Regions from separate parts of the Mus musculus genome. Here region 1 is linked to region 2. A link is a loop called in an ENCODE intact Hi-C map of the cell type or tissue named here. Cell type or tissue: left cerebral cortex. All regions are shown on one strand. Links, peaks and the distances in the headings refer to the core of each region. The heading gives the core; the rest is flanking DNA.

Evidence for each region. Hi-C counts contacts between places; a loop is a spot of excess contacts. Peaks named below come from ENCODE experiments on the same cell type or tissue, not always from the same donor. Only the 100,000 strongest peaks of a DNase experiment are listed, where the experiment ranks them.
Region 1: a loop joins it to region 2, with 2.5 times the contacts of the local background. A loop is called at or near these places in 16 of 42 quality-filtered maps.

The regions. Positions count from the first base shown.
Region 1 is chr2:168,761,848-168,770,149 of GRCm38, forward strand. It overlaps Sall4 (spalt like transcription factor 4), which reads right to left and starts at 5,354. Exons shown (of 4, transcript NM_175303.4): 1 at 5,065-5,354. The coding sequence starts at 5,182. It overlaps Gm14261 (predicted gene 14261), which reads left to right and starts at 4,296. Exons shown (of 2, transcript NR_166178.1): 1 at 4,296-4,397; 2 at 4,935-6,263. In left cerebral cortex, for the core only: CTCF peaks have their summits at 3,283 (motif pointing right) and 5,306; DNase peaks (open chromatin) are centred at 3,298 and 5,499; H3K4me3 peaks cover 913 bases.
Region 2 is chr2:168,867,395-168,875,727 of GRCm38, forward strand. No RefSeq gene overlaps it. Among named protein-coding and RNA genes, the nearest start is that of Gm25214, 11 kb to the right of the region's middle. In left cerebral cortex, for the core only: CTCF peaks have their summits at 3,294 (motif pointing left), 5,449 (motif pointing left) and 6,304 (motif pointing right); DNase peaks (open chromatin) are centred at 3,353 and 7,273.

The sequences.
Region 1 (8,302 bases), core at 1-8,000, 110 kb before region 2:
TAAATAAATAAAAGTCAAAGAGTTCTCCAACCACACCGTGCCACCCTAACCTGTCATTTTATTAACAGAATATTAACATTACTATAATATTCCCCTGATATTTTAAAGGAGGTGGAGAGCAGACAAAGTTGGAGACTCTAAGGGATCCTGTCTGGCACACCCTCTGGTTTGCCCCCCACCCCCACATGGGGTATAGAGCCCAAGCCCTCACACCAGCTAAGGGTGTAGCTCTCCCACTGAGCAGTATCTCCAACTCCCAAACTTTAATCTCCGGGATTTAGCATGCCCACATGCAATGCAAACACTATGTAAATAGTTTTCAGGCTGCATTGTTTAGGGGAGAAACAGCCAGAAACAATAGCCAGCCCAGGGCCCTCTTAGTCATTTCCCAGAGCTTGCAAAGGGAAAGACAAGAGGGCTGAATTTTTTCGTTTCTGATCATTGTTCATACATCACTGTACCTGCTTTCCCTGGTACCCTGCGTCCGCTCAGCACTCAGCTGAGAAGGGAGCTATGGCACAAAAAAGGTTAAGCATCTCTGCTCCCGAAGGATACACCAGCTCAGAGTGATTTACTACCGGGATGCCAACCGCCTTCACTGTATACACAAGCCCCGAAGCCTCTCCCCCTGCAGCCTGACCGCTGCACCAGGCATCCCACTTAAAACTGTAGCCGATGTTTGCTTAGGCAGTAAAAAACTACCTCGTCCATACCACCGTCGGCAAATAATGGGACGGAGTATTTGCCAAGGAGAAAGAGGACCCTGTTAGGAACAATTGCTGGCTATGCTTAAATTAACCTGAAGGGAAGGAAGGCAAAGTCCACAGGGATAACTCCAGCAAGCGTGGCTTCCATCCCCCACCCCGAATTTTAGGAATGTTATCTCTTCAGCATCTAGTTATCCAGTAAGTAGGAAGAATGCAGTAAAGCCAGCAGGGGTCTTTCGATTCAATCTCACCCAGATGAATAGAAAATGCGCTTACTATTGTATAGGAAGAAAGCTAATCAGCCAGGAGGCAGAAGACACTCAAAACAGCTAAAAACAGAAACAAAAAAAAAAAATTGAAATCTGTGTATCTTGATAAAAGCCTGGTGCCTTGGGCTTATCTGTTACTGGTCCTGTATTAAAGAAAGACAATGAACAGTTTACCTAAAGCACACAGTATCCTAGACCCTGCCCTACCTCCAGGATAAATCCTTACCAAAAAACAAAAGGGATTATATATTACAGATCCAGCTGTAGGAGCTTTATTTTTAAAACCAGTTTCAAACAGCAAGCCTTAAAATCTACATAGAGAGGTCAAATTTGACTTGAAATTAAGTTTCTACTTAATCAAGAATTGCAGAAATCAAAAAACAATCACGGATTAAACTTCAGGGGCCTGTGGAAAAGGTTTTGAAAGGGTAAGACGCTGGCCACAGCTAATGAATGAATGACCCCAGATAGATCAGCCCTCCCGTCCTCTGAATGCTCACTCACAGGGTGGCAGCACACGCAATCAATAATTCAAGTTTTTAAGGGTAGGAGGGTCAGAAGACGCTTTATATAAAATATGCCTTACATAAGAGTAAGGGATACTTGCCTCAACTGAACGAGCTTGCCAACCCCAAGAGAGATCAGAGGTCTCTCCCTGGGATGAAACAAGGCTGTCTAGAGCCTGCACCAACCAAGGCTTTAACCTGTGTGTGTTAGCTGTGTTTGTTAAAAAAGTAGAGATTAGAGTGATTACGGTAACCTCCCAAATTCATCTCCTATTTGGTTTGGCTTTTTTTTTTTTTTCTTTTTCAAAATCACGTAACCCCAAGAAAGAAACCCAAATGACGTTAGCTCTTGAGTTGCTTGCTGGGAAGTCTCATCACCCACAGTTTCTAAAAGGCAATTTGAAAAATCAAATGGGCACTGGATTTAGCGGCACATTCCTCCAATCTCAGCTTCAGAGGCAAAGACAAGAGCGTGACAAGGCTGGGACAGGTTAGAAAGCTGTCATGGTTACTACACAGACAGACTGGGGGGGGGGGTGTCACCAAACCAAAGCAGCTTCAAGCACCATGGCTAGGCTGTCCCTTACTAATGAGTACATCCCCCTTGCTCTAGAACCAACAACAAACACCCCATGGATTCAAGAAGGCTAAAGTCAAGTGGGAGGGGAACCACTGGGCGACCCTTGCCACCCGGGAGCCTTTATTCAAGGGAGCGAAATACCAAAACTACTTCAGGTTGTGAGAATTAACGGTGAGGTCCTTCGAGGTCCCAGGCTGGAGCCTGCCACATAGCAGGTTCCAGTGAAAACTGTCATTCCGTGGATGAAATTACCTCAACATGCAAGGAGTCTATAGAAAACTTTTTCACTGCCACTGTACACAAGGACCCAAAAAGCTGGGTGAATAAGTGGGGGTACACTAGTCCACCTAGGCAAGGTTACACCCAGAATGCAACGCCGAGCTTCCTCGTACTGAATCCTGCCAAAATTCTTTTCCCCAAATTCTCATTTGACATTTTACATCCAAAAGGAGGAGATTCAAAAATAACCATGCCTCAGCTCCCCCAAAACGGCTCCCGGTCCCCTACTTAAACTGAAATCCCCTTAATCCCCATCACCAATGACAAAGTATCGTTTACTGGCAGTGGAGAACCTCCGAGGGTTAGGGAGCACATTTTACATGCAATTAAATGAATAAAAAAGAAGCCCCCTCCCCCTTTTGGGGGAAGACTGAATTAGCTTGAAACCTTAACTAAGCCAGGCACAGGCAGGTCGATGAAGGATGGCGAGGAGCGCTAAATTACTAAAAACCTGGGAATCGTAATAGCTGAAGGTTGTAATCCAGTTTAGCACAAAGGGCATTTGGAACCCTTTTGAGAAAATGCTAATTTTCCTTTAAGTACTGTAAGCCCCTTCTCCTTGACCACCTGCGGATTTTTTGATCTGCTAATTATTGCCCGGATTTCATTTGCCTTGCTCAAAAAAAAAAAAAAAAAAACCTGCATTCTCCTACAGACCGACCAAGAGGGATCCAAAAGCTTCCAAAAGATTTATCTAAACTAAGGGTGATCCCAAAATGCAGGCATTAAAGAAATTTTAAAACAAAAACAAAAAACCTCTTCCCAAAACCACAATCGAGGTCCCCCTACAAACACATTTTAAGAACTCTTGGAGAAGATTCCCAAACACTGATGTTGATGCAGAAGATGGGGACCCCACAGAGATCACGCGTGTGCGGGTCTCCGGCCTAGCTAACCTCACTCACCAGGTGTGTGTCGCAGTCCGCACATGGCCGGTCTCCAGAGGGCGCCCGCACGCCAGAGGCCGGGCTCCGACCGCGAGTGATCCGCAGAAAACTCGCTTCCCAAGGCTGGGTGGCAGCGCGCGCCCAGCGGCCTCAGGGTGCAGCCAGGTTAACTACGACTCCAGCCAGCGGAGATTTCGGAAGCCCTTCTATAGCAAGCCACCTCTCCATGCCGCCCACCCCCAGAGTCCCCACCACCAGCTAAATAGGAGAAAAAAACAAAACAAAAAACACTAGTATGCGCTCACCCCAAATGGAGGGGGAAGGGAGGTCATCGCAGGACCAGGGGAGGGGTCAGGGCCGAGAGCTCGCCCCTCCTCTCCAGAGGAAGCAGGCGGGCTGAGGGTTAACCCTTTTGTTCCAGGTGGACCAAGCGACCCAGCCTCTCCATGATCTGCACCCCCACCCCTAGCTCCCCGGGCCAAGGCACAAAGAGTCCATCCCAGCTGCCCGGCCCTATGATGTGGGATGCTCCAACGCCCCAAAACTCACATCCGCCCCCTCGAACAAGCAATGACCTTCCAGTTGCCCTGGGGGGCAGGGGGGGGGGATACAATGAGGTAGAAGGTCACTGAACTTTGATAAACTCGTTAAGTTTGGGAAAAGTAGGATCCCACTCCGGGGAAAACAGGAGCGCCCAAGCAGAGCGCGCAGAGTCCGCACACCGCCCACCATCCGCGGAGAGCTGGAATCGAGCGGGAGGCCCAGGGGGACTCCCTCCTCCCAACGTTCCCGGTTTCTTCGGCGACAGCACGGCGGGCAGGGACGAGGGGCTCGCCCGCAGCTCCCGGCCGCGCTGAGGTCCTGAACTCCGTGGAGGCTCAGGCCGGGTCAGCCGCAACCCGACCTCTCCCCTTTCACCTCCCGGGCGTGTGCTGAGCAGTGCCGCCCGGGGGATCCGTGCAAAAAAATAAATAAAGGAGCGGGGGTGCGCCCCAGAGGGGGTGACCATGCACCCGCTGCCCGGGCCCCGGCCCGCACCCTCCCGCTGGCCGCGGTTATTTTTAGATAGTCGGAAATCAAAGATGGCTGGAGGTCAGGCCCCGAAAGGTTAGGGCGAGGACCGGCAGCAGGCGCCGTAGCCCCCGGGAAAGGCGGAAAGAAAAAAAAAGGTAAACAAAATATCTAAAATTACAAAAAAATAAAAGTTCCCTTCCTCCGAAAGGGAACTAAGCCCAACAGCCTCCCCCGCCCTCTGCGCTGTGCGGGTGGCCCGTACCCCGGCCTGGGGGTGGGGAGAGGTCGCGCCCCCTCCCCCCACTCGGCCTGGGAGGGGCGCGTGCAACAGATCGCCCTCCTCGGGGGGTCCCCCAGAGGTGCGCCCCTCCCCCAGGGGCCCCCAAGAGGGTAGTAGAGAGGGTGGGGAGACTTGGGGGTCTCTTTCTTTTAAAAGCGGCGCCACTAGAGAGGGGGTGAAGGAAGCCCAAGTTACCGGCGTAGGTGGGTGCTTATGTATCCAAAGGAGGGAAACCAATTATGGGACTGTGGACGAGGAGAGAGAAGTTGGAGGGAGAGGCAGAATGTGGAATCAACTTTACAATAAGAGGGAGAAAACTAGGGGGATTTGCAAAGGGGTGGGCGGGTTGAGGCTCCCTCCGAGGTGGGGGATTGAGGCTCCCTCCCTCCGCATCTCTCCTTTCCTGGAACAGAGTCCGGAATCCCCATTCCAGAATCGGCTCCCGGAACCCGCGCCCTCGAGGGACGCGCGGCAGTGCTAGGAGCGCCCTCCCGGGACGCACGGACAGTCGGGCGCACGGACGTGGCCGCAGCCGCACTCACCGGGTTCCTCCGCCGCCAGCGCCTCGGCGAGGTCGGGGCTCGGTAGCTGCTGAGGCTGCTCGCCCTGGCCCTCCTCCCAGTTGATGTGCTGGGGCTTCGCCTGCTTGCGCCTCGACATGGTGCGCGCATTGGGGCGCCGGGAAGAGCCCTGGTGACTTGCCCCCTCTCCGCCACCAATTCCTGGAGTTGGGAAATTTTAGCCCCCTTCGGCCGAAACGCGCATGTCCCAGTAATTATTATTATCAATAATGCATTGCGATTTATCATGAGCTCTGACAGCTGATTGGCCTGGGTCCAAGACCTCAGAGATCATTTAAATAAGCCCTCATTGATCAGGGAGGGGAGAGGCATGCTGGGCCTTGTAGTCCGGCCCTACATGTGACAAAGGCGTGTTCATCTAGGAAGCATAGCTAATTAGCATCCGGGCTCAGATTGGCCGAGGCGTGGATCGACTTGGAGGTGGGGGGAATCATCCTTGCGGCCACTATCCGAATTCTGAGACGGAAAAAGGAAAATTGGTTTATTGAAAATCAGGGCTGGACATGAAAGTTCTAGAACCGATGTATCTCGGTTACGCGCTCCACAAAATTATTGTAGTAATTGGCGTAGTTGATAACTACCAGCTGAGAAAGGTCTTTCCGCTCACAGAAAAATAAGTCGGTTCAACTTTTCCCTCTAAAATCAAACCTGAACAAGAGACTCGAGTCCCTTTTCAATTTTCTTTTTACGGAAATGTTAAAACTGCGTTTTGAAGTGGCCGGTGGTACCTTCTGTCCATCCCACCTCCCCATCTTACCTAATTTCAAGCTCTTCCGAACCCACCAGGGTTTGCATCCTTAAAATGCTGAGTAATACTCGCGGGATTCATATTCACGAGCCAGGATTTGTTGTAAACTTCCTGGATTTTCGGAAGCACTTCTAAACCACTGTCTGCTAACTGTAGAAAGGGCAGATGAAAAGCAAACTTGCTAGAAAACAATTCCAGAATAGCAAGTGGTTGCAGATTCTATCCCTAAAGCTGTTCAGGGCTCCCAAAAGGTACGAGGGTGTTTGTACTTAACTGCTTTCTAGAACACTGCAATACAGAACTGACTTACAGAAAAGCCACTTCCTCCTGAAGTTGTGTGGTCCTGATTCGGGAATGCCTAGAATTTCCTAAAAGGGTGTGTATGGATATAAAAATTTATTTCTCAAATCTACCTAAGTTTAATTGGCTAACTTCCTTGCAACAGTGTCTGAGCTCAGTGTTGAAGAAGTTCAACTAACTGGCCAGCCCCCTCTGTGGCCTTCCCATGGGACCTGTGGACAGCTAGATCCTTATTTGACTTTGCCTTCATTATGAGAGACTGGGCAGACATCAGCCTCTCCTCCATCTTTCTGCTTTGCATTTTCTTGATTAGCTATTTGTCGTTTCCTGCTTCTGAGAGGCTGGTGAGGAAGGAAGCGGGAAACAGGAGCCTGACCTCATGAGCATGCTCACCTGTGCCTGTGGACAACCCAGAGCTGAATAAGTCAGCTGGACCACAGGTTTGATATGCGTAGCTAGCACTGAGCCCTTACAGAAATGCCTGCTTTCCAGTTCTGGTCTTTCTTCTGCAACGTAGCTTGAATTACTTCGAGCGCAACATCTAAAAGAAATAGGACAGCCCCTCCTGCCAGCCAGGGTGGCGGCGTGGTGGCCTTGGCGGGGAAGAATCTGTTTTCATGCTGCATAAAAGCACTTGAAGATTCTGATACCGAGTCAGAAGGCAAATTAACACCTGCCTTCTCGCTGACTAATCTACCAATATTCTCCACACCTTTCTGGGAAAGGAGCAGAGCAGGCGCTATAACTCACAAATCTGAAGGAATGTACAGTTTACAACTCAAGAAAGATGAGCCCTTTAAGGGAAGCATTGTGTAATATGGTTCTGTTCCTTTATCTAAGTTAGTGATAGTTAGGGCATAGCAGCTCTATCTGCCCTGGAATGAGGTGGGGACCCTTCGGCCACGTCAGTCAGGATAGTAATAAGGAGATGATGAAGATAGCTTTCATAAGGCCAAGGTAGGAAGATCTCAAGTTGGAAGGGAGGCCCTGTCTTTTAGAGAGAGAGAGATTAGGAGGAGGAGAAAACAGAACAATAGTTTTTTTATTTCATTTTAGTTTTAGTTTTTGGGGGATTTTTGTTTTGTTTGAGACACAGTGTCTCACATTGCACAGATGGCCTTCAGATCCTGATCCTTGTAGGCTTCACACACACACACACACACACACACACACACACACACTTGGATCGTAGACATAAGACACTATGACTCTCCCACATGCTCCATGTTTATTGGCTGCCTTCATTTCGTGAACCCCAGCCGGGAATCGGCAGACAGAAGTGGAAGAAGCCTTTGGAGAGAGCCAGAAGCCGACAGAGGACGGAAGAGTCGAAGGCAAGTTGTTATTGAATAGCTTACAATGCCTTGAGCAGCCAAAAGACCTGGGTGGGGCCAGGTATAGGAAAGAGATAGGACTTTAAGGGAAGGTCTTCTGTCAGGGAACTCCATTGTAACTTGCAAAGCCCCTTTGTTTTCCGGAGTGGCTCCAGGCAGAACTGCTCAGCAAAGGTGGCGGACTGGTAAGTCAGCCTTAAAGCTGTCTGCGAATGCTGAACCTCTATTGTTCAGAGAGAGAGAGAGAGAGAGAGAGAGAGAGAGAGAGAGAGAGAGAGATTTGGAGCACATAAGCCCTTTTCATTCCTGTAACCCTTGAGGCTCATATCTCCCTTGGGCACATTTATTTAATTATTTGTTTATTCATTGACTGGGGTCCTCTGCAGCCCAGGCTGACATTCAATGCACTACGTAGCCTAGGATGATGGGAAACTCCCATCTTCCTCATCTCCAATGCTAGGATCACAGGTGTCTGGCTCCTTCTGGAGCTAAGGATGACCTTGAATATCCACCAAAGGTGACAGAATTGTGCGATGTATGGTTCTCAGTCTCTCCACCAACCACTGCCTTCTGCCTCTTCCCTTCCACTCTCCCCTGCTCCTAGCCCACACCTGAGCCCCAGTTTCGTCATGCCCCCCAACCCAGCCTTTCTTCTACATTATGACACTTATGCGTATGCCCAGCGTCTCCTCTCTGCCTCCTTTGGTGCGCACCATCTAAGAACGATTCTTTCTTTTATGGCATAGACTATATAGTTCAAGATTTAGGATAGATTTCTTTTTGTGGGGGTAGGATAGAGGCTAGTGGATGAGACAGG
Region 2 (8,333 bases), core at 238-8,237:
CATTCTCTCCGTATTTTAAAGATGTGGACATAGATCTTTGATGGTTACGATGGCCACTACTTGGCTGTGGTGTGAGGCATACTGTTTTCAAGGGCATACACTCAAATGATTTCCCAAGAATGAAAACAGAGGAAAGTGGAAGGATTCTATTACCACCGTGGAGGCGCTCAGGAAGGGCTGCAGCTATCACTAACTCAGCCCAGATCACCTTCTCCATGCTCATAAAATTCTCCTGGGCTTTAGAAGTCTGCAGGACGGGGTGAGTGCTGTGCGGTGCTGGACTTGTCGCTCAGGTGGTCGAGTGTTTACACAGCATTCACAAAGCCCTGGGTTCGATCCTTGGCACTGCATAAACCAGACATGATGGTGCACACCAGTAATCCCCACAGCGAAACTGGAGGTCGCAGGACAAGCAACTCTCGTCACCCTAGGCTGTGATCACCCTGTGAACCCCGAGATTGTGTTATTTACTGGAAAAATCTGTTTTGAGTTGTGGTGTGGCTCAGCCTTAGCACACACCTTTAACTCAAGAGCTTTCCGATTGAAGGTTGTAAACAGGATTAAATAAAGTCAACCTCAGGTCAGGAGGTTGGACAGGCAACCGGTTGACAGAAAGTGAACATAGGACTACTAAGAAAAAAAAAAACATAGAGAGTACGAGGCCGACAGGAGGACGGATAGAGAGACACACAGGAAGTAGAAGGGAGGGACATTTGGATTGTAGGAGTTTTTTTGCTAAGGTATGAGGGAGGGGCATTGCTTCTGGGACATCCGACTGAGGAAGAAGGTCAGCTGAGTGCTTGCTCTGACTCTCTGAGCTAGCAGGCTTTCACCCTAGCTTCTGGTTCTTGAGGCTTCATTGGTAAAACCCAACAATTGAAATTTTGTTAAAAAAACAACACTCAGCTACTTAAAAATTTGTTGCCAGCCTTAACTATATGAAACCATATATATATATATATATATATATATATATATATATATATATGTATATGTATATATATATATATGTGTGTGTGTGTGTATATATATGTATGTATTATGTATGTATGTATATATGTGTGTGTGCATACAAGTGCATGTGTATATGTGTATGTGTGTATTGCATATATGCATATATGTATATATGTACACGTGTATATGTGTACACATTCTCATGTGTGTATATGTGTATATATGCATCTATATATGAGACTTGCATATATATTCTATACACAAACACATATTCTAAGACGCACAGCAGCTTTATGAACAGTAGTGCCCTCGGATCCCGAGTGACTCACATGTGCCTGTTAGCAGTGGGATGGGGACACAGAGATGGTTCACGAGGTGAAGCCCCTGCTGCCAAGACTGAGAACTTGACTTTGATCCGGTACCTGCTTGAAAAACATGGAATGAATGGGTTCCCACAAGCTGTCCTCTGACCTCCACTTCCATGTCATGGCTGGCTGGGGTCCATCTGGGCACACTCACTATATATACATTAAATACATATAAAAAGAAAACAGATTTTATTTTTTTAAGTGTTCATTTTATTTCACAAGTATTCATGTTCGCGTGCATGTGTGTCTGGGCACCGCATTGGAGCCTGGTGCCATTGGAAGTCAGAAGATGGCATCAGATCTCCTGGAGTTACAGATGGTTGTAAGCCTACACCTGGGTTCTGGGAGCCAAGCCTGGATCCTCTGCCAGAGAGGCCAGTGCTCTTAACTGCTGAGCTGTCTCTCCAGCTCCGGAAAACACGCAATGCATTGAGAAGCGAAGGCAAGATCACAATTGCAAGTGGCTTTCTCCATGCAGCCCTGGCTGTCCTGGAACTCACTCTGTAGACCAGGCTGGCCTTGAACTCAGAAATCTGCCTACCTCTGCCCCCCAAGTGCTGGGATTAAAGACTGTGCCATGGCCCAGCTCTTGACATGTTCATTCAAGCACGTCCTGTATGTGTGTCCAGTACACTCCATCCCCTGCAGAGCAAGCTCTTTTCTGACTGAGTCACTTTCCCAGCTCTGCTTCCAATTGGTGGGTTTTTACCTGCACATGAGAGTGTTGGAGTCCCTGGAACTGGAGTTACATAGTTTGTGAGCTGCCATTTAAGTGCTGAGCTTGAACCCCGGTCCTTTGGGAGAACAACTACTCTTAACTGCTGAGCCATTTCTCCAGCACTGTTGTCTCTTGTTTTTAAAGATGGGATCTGAGGGCTGAGGACGGTTCCAGCACAGTTTAGAACATGAACTGCTTTTCCAGAGCACTGGAGTTAGAGTCCCAGCATCTACAACATGGCGGCTCCTGACGGATCTAACTGCAGGGGATCTGGCGCTCTCATCTAGTGTCATAGGCATGTATAGGGTGGACAGACACATGTGCAGACAAAACACACTCGCGTATAAAATAAAATAAGTAATAAATCTTTATAAAGAAGCCTCTTTAAAAAATATGTTTGGCGGGCTGGAGAGATGGCTCAGCGGTTAAGAGCACTGACTGCTCTTCCGGAGGTCATGAGTTCAAATCCCAGCAACCACAACCATCTGTAATGAGAAACAAACAAACAAACAACCTATGGGCCAAAGCGAGCAGGGCCGAAGCAAGAGGGAGAAAGGGAAGAGAAAAAATAAAACAAAATAGCCACATCCCAACACCCACCCCATATTCACACCCACTCACACATCTCCACACTCACCCCCAACACCCACACACAAATCCCTCCCTCCCTCCCTCCCCCTCACACACACAACTCTCTCAGAAACATACTGAGAAACGTCTCATGCCGGTTACAGCTCAGATCCTTCTGAAACTACAACTCCATGAGGCTGGTGTCCCTGAAGTTAGCACTATCTGGTCCCCTGGTCACAAGCTGAGAGCCGGTAAAGGCCATCTTTCTCTACACCATCACATGTGTGGGTCTCTACTTCTAACCGACTCTGGGACCTGGGGATCCCCTCTGACCCCTAAGGGGCCTCTCTAATGCAGTCAGGAAAACATGAGAGCCCGAGTCAACTCTGAAATCAAAGGCTGGACAAACCCTGGGTGAATTAGAAGTGTTAGAAAGAAGCCACCTCTATTCCCTGCTTCCATAGTTGCTCGAGTTTACAGTGAAGCCAAGACGTTTGCAACTGAGGAATAGAGATGGAGAGGCGGGGCTGGGGCAGAAACCAGGAGGCAGGTGCTGATGCAGAGGATACTTACTGCTTATTGGCTTGCTCATTCAGGACCACCTGCCCAGGGATGGCTCCCCCACCAAGTGGGCTGTGCTCTCCCAAACAATCCTGTATCAAGTAAATGCACCAGGGGCTCCCCCTACAGGCCAATCTGGTAGGGGCATTTTTCTCAGTTGAGTTTCCCTTTTCCCAAATAGCTCCAGCTTGGGTCAGGTTGATAGAAAACTGGACACCACCGTTGATGAGCTCTAGGCTTAGTAGAAGACCACATCTCAAAACCACAAGGTGGATGGCCAGACATGGCGGTGTACACCTGTGATCCCAGCACTCGGGAGGCTGAGGGAGGCAGGTCTCTGTGAGCCTGAGGCCAGCCTGGTCTCCAGGATTAATTACATAGTGAGAGCCTGTAATAATATCACGGAGAAGCGGCTGAGGGAAGATGACACCTCGCATTGTCCTCTGGCCTATGCATGCACATACTGTCCCCTGACCCTCCTCTGTGCCGTTTGCACTCACAGCCTCCGATGCTGAACGGAAACCTTTCCTTTTTACCAGAAAAGGCTTTAAATAAATACTGCATTATATATGTAGGTGTGTGTGTACACATGTATATGTATATAATAGATACATATAAATGTGGGTGTGCACTCACGTGCATGTGCAAACACACACACCTTCAGATGCTGAACAAAGCTGGAACCCTTTTCTTTTTACCAGACAAGGTTTTAAGTAAATACTGCATTATATATATGCATACATATATACATACATACATACAAACGTGTGTGTGTGTGTGTGTGTGTGTCTATTCCTCTCATGCAGGCCTGGTGCTCACAGAGGCCAGAAGAGCACAGCAGATCCCCTAGAACTAGAGTCACAAGTGCTTCCGAGCCATCATGTGGGGACTGCGACTCAAAACCGGGGTCCCCCACAAAAGCAGCGAGTAGCCCAATGAGCCAGCTCTCCAGCTGTGAAATATTTTTATATCAAAATTTAGTGTGTGTGTCTGTGTGTGTGTGTGCGCGCGCGCACGTGCACCAGAGGACAACTTTCAGGAGTTAGGTCTCTTTTCCACCTTGTGGGTCCTGGGATTCGAACTTGGATCATCAAGTTTGGCATCAGGCTCTTTTATTTACAGAGTTATATCTCAGCCCCTTTTCTTATTATTTTTACATTTTGCCCACCGGCCTCCGCTAGAAGGAGGAAAGGATGAGGTTTTGATTTGCGTAAGAACGGTGCTTGCCTCGAGCGCCACAAAAGATCATGGGTGGAACCAGAGGAGGGAGAAAAATAATCAGCCATCCTTTTCTTGATGGCTATTTTAAATATTTAGCTGAAATTGTCTGCATCTGTGTGTCAGCTGTTTTCTCTGCAAACAGCCCTAACCCCCGTGCTCACACACAATACGGGGAGGCGGGCCCCAGCTGCGGGGGCCCCCTCTTGTGTTTTCAATTTAAAGCTTCACGTAGACCGGTCACACAAACACGGATAGAAATACGCAACTTGTGAATTGAGAAAGCAGTAGTTTTGACTCATAAAATCCTTTGATAGTTTAGCCATCTGGTCAGAGTGAAGCTGCGCATAAAAGAGGTCCAAGTAAGGTCAAAGGGCACCCTCTGAGGGTCAAGGGGCCCGGGCAGAGTTTGCTCCAGTGGACTGGGCTAAAAGGATGCCTGACAAATTATTGCGCATTCCATAGCTTTTTGCGTAAGTATTTGATTACAGTGGGCAGGAATGTTGTTGATATTTCTAACCTGAGCGGGGGAGGAGAGGGAGGCAGGGCTGTGTCACCGATGCTTTCTTCCCATCTTTGGCTTTCCCGGCCACTGCCAGGCTTTTTGGCCATGCCTCGGGCCCTATCCCAGGGCACTTGTCCCTGATCGAGAGAGCACCCTCTCCCTTGGGAGAGAAGGAAGCTCATAGCTTTGCCTGGAGTGTTCCAAAAATCCCCGCTGCTGTCTTTCTGGTCCATAGGTAGTAAAACAGGCAACATCGCGGTTGTTTCCGGCGTGAATGGCAACAGAGCCACGCATATTTATGGTTGTGTTTCTCAGAGGGGGTCTCAGGCAGATGGGGATTTAAGATGATTTAGCGTCTTTTTTTTTTTTTTTTTTTTGCTTGAGCCAGAACTCTGGAGGGAGCCACTCGATTTTTTATAGGGTCTTGGGGGCTGGCGAGATGGTAAGGGCGGGTAAGAGCACTCACTGACTGCTCTTCCGAAGTTTCTGAGTGTAAATCCCAGCAACCACATGGTGGCTCACAACCACCCGTAACGAGATCTGACGCCCTCTTCTGGTGTGTCTGAAGACAGCGACAAAGTACTTACGTATAATAATAAATAAATCTGGGCCTGAGCGAGCAGAGTTGACCTGAGTGAGCAGGGCCGACCAGGGCGAGCAGAGGTCCTAAAAATTCAACTCCCAACAACCACACGAAGGCTCACAACCATCTGTACAGCTACGGTGTAGTTATATACATAAAATAAAATAAATAAATCTTTATAGTGTTTTGGCTTCAGGAGTACAGTAGCCGAGTAACAGGTCTTTGGATGGCTCATTCATGGGATTTTTTTTTGTAAAGGGCTAAGGAGACATGGTCTTGCTGGAAATCTTGGAGAATTATTGGGGTGGGGGCGGAGCCACTGTTTTTTTATGGTGATGTCTGCTCACCCACAGCAGCTTTGAGACACTTCCCAGTAGACTTTTTTTTTTTTTTTTTTTTTTTTGGTTTTGTTTTGTTTGCAATCTTTCCAGCTTTCAGGCTGGGAGGAAGTAGATGTGGAGGCCAGCACGCCCCACTGGCCCAGGAGGAAGCACTTCTCGAACCTTCTCCAGCACCTGGGGATGCCCTGTGGTGGAGAATCAGGCTGTGAGGAGTCTCTTTGTCACCCTGGGAAATTCTCCTGGGACTCTCTAGTTTGCTCATCATAATATAAAAAAATGTAAAGGAAAAGTTAACTCTTTTTTTTTTTTTTTCCTTTTTGCAATTGCTGGAGTTCAAAGCCAAGGCCTTGTGTGTGTTAGGCAAGCACTCCGCCAGTGAACCACATCCAGGCTAAGTGCTACCATTTTATAATATTTATATTTTATGTATTTTACTTGCATGTATGTCTATATATTATATGCATGTAGAACCTGTGGAGACCAGAAGAGGGCACTGGATCTCCCAGAGCTGGGGTGGTGATATATATATATCCATACCACCAGCAATTCCAGTCTCAGAAAGCAGAAACCAGGTCCTCTGAGCAAGCTGGCTAGTGACAACAAGCTCTGGATTTGATTGACCAACCCTGCTTCAGTGAATTAGGAGAGAGGACCCAGGGTAAAACCTGATGTCATCTTGGGCCTTTTAAAGGCATGTTCCCCCACACATGGAAACTTGCATGCACACACAAGCACACTACATACACACACACATATGTGAAGAGGGGAGGAGGTGGGAAAGCACTTCCTAGATCTATCTGTTTCTTGGTCTGTTTTACATGAAGTCTGGTATGAAACAATGCAGACGCATTAAGATGTCTGGGGGGCGGTGGGACACAGCTTGAATCTCTGGCAGTGGACAGAGCAGTTATACCATTGTGGCACACACCTGTCACCTCAGCTTAGCCTTTAGGAAGCTGAAGCGGGCAAGCCATGATGTCAGGGCCGACACAGTGAGTTCGGTGCTAGCCTGGGCCACATAGCAAGGCTGTGGAAAAGGGCGTTGGGATTTTAGTTATGCTGCCAGTGAGGGCTGCACAGGTCACTGTGTTTCCGGTCATTTCTCTGAGCAGCATATTAAAATCTCGTCTTGGTGGCTCTTGGTGTTCTTATGGGTTGAAGATGGATTGGACAGGTGGGGCTGGCACAGGAGGTAAAGGAGCCTCTTGCCCAGGCTATGACCTGTATCGTATCCCGAGACCCGCATGGCAGAAGGAGAGCTGACTTCCACACACGCCCCGTGGCACATAAACCCCCATGCATAGACACATATGGGAAACAAAATAAAAGATGTATGGGAGGCTGGTGGCTTTGATCATTATTGAAAGTCATAAAAAGGAAGCGTGTGGGGCTGGGCAGATGGCTGAGTGAATGAGCTCGCGTAGGCATTGAGGCTGGAGTCAGGCTTTCCAGGACCCACATACAAAGTGGGCGAGTTGCAGCCATGACTGTGTTCAGGATGTAGAAACAGGTGCCCTGAGGTGGGCTGGCTGCCAGCTAGCTGAGCCAGATGGGAGAGCTCTGGTTTCAATGAATAAAGTAAAGAATGATTGATCTTCATCGACCAATCACTGATATTAACTTCTGCCTTCACATGCACTTGCACATGTGCAAACATACACCCAAGCACACACGCACATGGGCACACATGTACACACATCCCACATCCACACAAATCTACTATCTGTCTGTCTGTCTGTCTGATCTGTCATCTATCTATCTACTGTCTACTTGCCTATCTATCATCCCTCCCTTCTGGGACTTGGGGGTGTGGCTCAGAGGGAAACCCTGGTCTAACACAAGCACTGCCCAGGGCTGCATCTCCAGTACTAAGGGTAAAATAAAAACTGACCACCAGGGCTGGAGAGATTGTTCAGTGGTTAGAGCACTGTGGGCTCCTCTGCACCCTGCCCCGACCAGGACCTGAGTTCTATTCCCAGCACACAACTGTCTATAATCCCAGTTCTAAGTTATCAGTGACCCGATTCTGGCCTCTGTGGGCACCAGGCATACACATGGTCCACAGAAATACATGCAGATAAAATATTCACATGTGCGGGGTGGTGGTGACACAGGCCTTTAATCTCGGCATGGGAGGCAGAGACAGGTGTGTCCTTGAGTTTGAGCCCAGCCTGCTCTACAGAGCAGATTTCAGGATAGCCAGGGATACACAGAGAAACCTTGTCTTGCTGGCTCTTTGCCGTTAAGTTTAGGCAAGAGGAGAGAACCCGGTCTGTCCGGAGCTGAGCTGGATGGCCAGTGTCGACGGCCCAAAAGAAACTCACCGGGCCGGGAGTCTTGTTGAAGCAGGAACTTGTTTTATTAACTCAGCCTCTTGCTTAAATAGGGTTGAGGGAGGAGGTGAGGAATTTTTGGTGGGTTGAGATGATGTAGGAGGTGGGGAAGGGTGACTCCGTCGTATGGGGTGACTGACAGGGCCAAAGAAGTTATTCTATATCAGCAGTAGCTAGGCAAG